2 separate regions of the Homo sapiens genome follow, and region 2 is linked to region 1. A link is a loop called in an ENCODE intact Hi-C map of the cell type or tissue named here. Cell type or tissue: transverse colon. All regions are shown on one strand. Region 1 overlaps LRRFIP2 (LRR binding FLII interacting protein 2). Region 2 overlaps TRANK1 (tetratricopeptide repeat and ankyrin repeat containing 1).

What was found. Peaks named below come from ENCODE experiments on the same cell type or tissue, not always from the same donor. Only the 100,000 strongest peaks of a DNase experiment are listed, where the experiment ranks them.
Region 2: it touches region 1 in a loop (12-fold over the local background); 3 of 110 quality-filtered maps call a loop at or near these places.

The regions. Positions count from the first base shown.
Region 1 is chr3:37,167,539-37,170,038 of GRCh38, forward strand. The region is part of intron 1 of LRRFIP2 (LRR binding FLII interacting protein 2); the gene reads right to left. Among named protein-coding and RNA genes, the nearest start is that of LRRFIP2, 5.8 kb to the right of the region's middle. In transverse colon, no CTCF peak of the experiment used is centred here; a DNase peak (open chromatin) is centred at 1,529; H3K27ac peaks cover 1,748 bases.
Region 2 is chr3:36,867,942-36,870,441 of GRCh38, forward strand. The region is part of intron 9 of TRANK1 (tetratricopeptide repeat and ankyrin repeat containing 1); the gene reads right to left. Among named protein-coding and RNA genes, the nearest start is that of LINC02033, 47 kb to the left of the region's middle. RefSeq lists an enhancer at 1,161-1,220. In transverse colon, a CTCF peak has its summit at 1,128 (motif pointing left); no DNase peak of the experiment used is centred here.

The DNA.
Region 1 (2,500 bases):
AGCTACTTGGGAGGCTAAGGCAGGAGAATCGCTTAAACCCAGGAGGGAGAGGTTGCAGTGAGCCGAGATCGCGCCACTGCACTCTAGCCTAGGCAACAGAGCAACACTCTGTCTCAAAAAAAAAAAAAAGAAAGAAAGAAAAAAGAAAAAAAAAAGAAAACGGGACCAGGAACAATGGCTCACACCTGTAATCCCAGCACTTTGGGAGGCCAAGGCTGGCGGAGCTCAGGAGTTTGAGACCCTCCTGGGCTAATGGAGAGACCTCATCTCTACAAAATATACAAAAATTAGCCAGGCATGGCAGTGCACACCTGTACTCCCAGCTACTCGAGAGACTGAGGTGGGAAGGAACACTTAAGCCCGGGAGGTCAAGGCTACAGTGAGCTGTGGTCGGGCCATTGCATTCCAGTCTTGGTGACAGAGTGAGACCCTGGCTCAACATAAATAAAAATCAATCAATAAGAAAACAGAAAATAGTAAATGTTGGCAAGGATGTGGAGAAACTGGAACCCTTGTGCATTGCTGGTGGTAATGTAAAATGGTATAGCCACTGTGGAAAATAGTATGGTGGTTTCTCAAAATATTAAGCATAGAATTACCAAATGAAATTTGGTAATTATCAAATTACTAGCAATTCCACTTCTGGGTACATACACAAAAGAATTGAATGTGGCACTCAAACAGACATTTGCATACTCATATTCATGGTGGCACTATTCCCAAAAGCAGAAAGATGGAAACAACCCATCTATCAAAAGATGATTAAACAATATGGTATAAACATACGAAGGAATATTTTTCAGCCTTAAAACAAATGAAATTCTGATACATGCTATGACATGGATGAATCTTGAAGACATCATGCTAAGAGAAATGAGCCAGACACAAAGACAAATATTACATAATTCCATTTATACGAGGTACCTGGAGTACACAAATTCATAGAGTCAAAAAGTAGAACAATGGTTACCAAGGGCTATGGGCATGAGGTGATATTGTTTAATGGGCAGAGCTTGTTTAGGATGATGAAAAAGTTAGGGAGATGGATAGAGGTGATAGTTACACAATAATGTAAATGTACTTTATACCACCGAATTGTACACTTAAAAATGGTTTAAATGATAAATTTTAAGTTATGTACACAGTCATGTGCTGCATAAGGATGTTCCAGTCAACAATGGATTACACATATTACAGTGGTCCCATAAGATTATAATGGAGCTGTCCTATACACGTGTGCCCTTTTAAGAGATGGGGCCTCACTATGTTGCCCAGGCTGGAACGCAGTGCCTATTCATAGATGTGCTCATAGCACACTACAGCCTAGAACTCCTGATCTCAAGTGATCCTCCTACCTCAGCCTGAGTACCTGGAATTACAGGTGCACACCACCATGCCTGGCCTATTTTCTAATCTTTTATATCATATTTTAACTGTATCTTTTCTATGTTTAGATACACGAAAATTTACCACTGTGTTATAATTGTCTACAGTTATAGTATTCAGTACAGTGACATGCTGCACAAGTTTATGGCCCAGGAACCACAGACTATACCATATAGTCTAGGTGTGTAGTAGGCTATACTGTCCAGGTTAGTGTAAGTATACTCTATGATGTTTGCTTGACAAAATTACCTAATGATGCATTTCCCAGAACATATTCCTGTCATTAAGCAACAAATGACTGTATTTTACCATAATAAAAATATTTTTAAAAAAGGTCAACAGAGTAAATTTTATGTTATCTATATTGTACCACAATTTTAAAAACAAAACAAACTTTATTTGATTGCAAAGGATGAATCTGGCAAGACAAGAACAATGCCCTCTCATTTCCTTGACTGTTCACCTAGATACAGCATTATCTGTGACAAGGGAAAAAACATCTAATCTAAAGCTGAATTTTTTTCTACATTTAGTCCTATAATCCTTAGGTCACTTAACTGGGATACTCACTTTTTAAAAAAAGCAATGCTATATATTCAGTTTGTTCATGATTTAAGCCATTTAACAGGGAAATAAATATTTTAACATCCTAATCCTCTGCATACAGTACGGTATACTCTAACTTACAAAACAGAAAGCCAAAAGATTTCTTCTAGCTGTTAATATATTTCTACTTAGGAAAGTGGGCATGTAAGGAACAACATGCTCAGAACAGTAACATAAAAATTAAATTTGCTTCCCTAAAGCAGTAAAGATATCTGTTATATCAAAAGTAGTTAAAATGTGGTAATGAAGGAACACTAAGATATACAGGGTTCAAAATGAAAACAATGGAAAAAGATAATCCATGATTCTTTAATGAAGGTGTTTATATTCCACCTCTGAGAAAGCACCCTGGTATGTATTCCAAGGCTTTTCCCAGCTCTTTACCACTTTCTTTCACTGCTGCTTTTTATTTCTTTTCTTTTTCTTTTTTTTCCCGAGGAGGAAAGGAAGGCAGAGACAGAGAAGGGAAAATAAGATAATGGGAATAAACTGATAAGGAAGAAAGAAA
Region 2 (2,500 bases), 300 kb before region 1:
TTCCTCCCACACCCCAAAGATGTGTACGATAGGTGAACTCACATGTCTCAGTTGTCCCAGTCTGAGTGAGTGCGGATGTGTGTGAGTGAGCCCTGCAATTGAATGGAATCCTGTGGAGGGCTGGCTCCCACTTGGCTCCCTAAGCTGCCGGAATAAACTGGCCACCTTCAACACTGAACTGGAATAACTCGGTAAATAATTATCTTACTTGTTTTTATTAACCTTTCTTAAATGTATATATAGCTCACATTTATTTCCATGTTTAATATTAGATCTTTATTTAGAAGTCTGGTGATGTTTTTGTGACCAAAACTATGCCTTAGGAACTTAACTCTTGTTTGTTATCAATTAACCTACCGTAAAACTGGTTTTGTTATACATCATTTTGCTTAAAGTCAGTTTCCAAGAACCTGTTAATAATGTTAAGTGATGACTTACTGTGTATATACACAGATTTGAAATTAAAAATTAAAAAGCTCTTCTGAAGTTGCAACCATAGTCAGAAGTAATAGAAAATAGAAATAAATTATTTCAAAAGGAGATTTCATTTTTGTCCAAAATCTTTTTATAAGGTTTAAAAAGCAAAAGTGTTAGGTTTTATTACATACATTTTTATCAATTTAAATTTACATTCTCATCACATTTTATAAAAGAAAATATAAATATATAACTAAAAATGCATGGAATAAGACTAAATGACCAAATCACAAACACATTAATTTTTTTCTGGCAGGTACAATTACAGATAATTAATAGTTTCTTTTCTACATTTCATAAATTTTCTAAGTATATAAAAAGATTGGTTTTATAAAAAGGAAGAAGTATGACAGACATCCTTTAAGTCAATACCCTATGCCTGCATATACTGAAAACAGGCACTGTCCTGGTGCTGAGCACAGCAGAAAGCAGCTGGCTCCCCACTGGAGGACCAGAAAGATAAGGATTCAGAGGCCTGATGTAAGCTGACTCGAAAAGGCCAAGAACTAGTAAATCAGAGAGAAGATCACAAACAACTGTGAGAAAAACAAAGGCTCCAATCTTGCGCTTCTTGGTCCCAAGGAAAGAGCTGAGCAGCAACATCAGGTAGAGAAAGTGGACATGCTGCCATCTGGTGGTGGCTATGAAAACTGGATAAAGACCATTCTGTAATCTTGACTATTTAGGACTAAAGCCTTGCTCCTCAAAGTGGTCCCTGGCTTGCCCTGGCAGCTAGTGAGAAATACAGAATCTCAGGTCCTGCCCTGAACCTGCTGAATCAAAACATGCATTTTAGCAGGCTCCCAAATAATTCATGTACATGTTAAGATGGAGAAACACTGGTTTAGAGAACAGCAGAAATCTTTAGCAAGACCCTTTATTTCTCACCTAGATGCCAAAAGCAGCCCCATCCTAAGAGATAAGGACCACTGTTATCAGCAAAATGGGGTACAGCAAACTTGAGGAAGAGTCAAGGGAGAAAGTATCTTTCATCATGGTCTGTAAATTGGAATGTTCATTCATCTGGATGTAAAACAACTCAAATCCTAATGTTATTGTGCTCAGGACCATAGATGCAAAAAACAAATGTTAGGCACAGATACAGCTCCCTAGCGGCAGCTCTTCCTAAAGACAATGCTTCCATCTGTCCCTTTAATGGATTAGGATGGGGAAGGATTAAGGTCCATAAAAACAAAGTAGATCCTCCTTCATTCCCATGGCCCTGGGCCTCCTCCTTTGATTCTCCCAGTCTCTTCAACTACTTTCTGGATAGAAACACCTTCTGGGAGCTAAAGTCTAAAGCTACATTATCCCATACATGGCCACTAACTTACATAAAATTACAGTTAATTAAATAAAATGAAATTTCTGGTTCTTCAGATGCATGAGCCACACACATTTCAACTGCTCAACAGTCACATGTGACGAGTGGCTATCATATCAGACAGAATAGGTGTAGGACATTTCCATCATCTAGGAAAATTATACTTCATGGACCTAGTCTAGAAAGATCCCCCAGCCCCACCTTAGGTTTTAAACTTTGTGCCATCAGTAAAATCTTAGAAACAAAATGTATGCATGTAACTCTATACAACTCTCTGGATGTATAAAGGAACAGTGATATTCAATATATAATTTCATTCAAAGATCATCACCTATAGAGTTCACATAGGCTTTATTTAGGCTTTTCCACAAGTTCTACTGCTGCGCCAGGAGTGGTGGCTCACGCCTATAATCACAGCACTTTAGGAGGCTGAAGGGAGTGGATCACCTGAGGTCAGGATTTGAAGACCAGTCTGACCAACAGAGTGAAACCCCATCTCTACAAAAAATACAAAATTAGCCGGGCATGGTGATGCATGCCTGTAATCCCAGCTACGTGGGAGGCTGAGGCAGGAGAATCGCTTGGACCCGGGAGATGGAGGTTGCAGTGAGCAGAGATTCTGCCATTGCACTCCAGCCTCGGCAACAAGGGCAAAACTCTGTTTCAAAAAAAAAAAAAAGAGAGAGAGAGAGAGAGAGT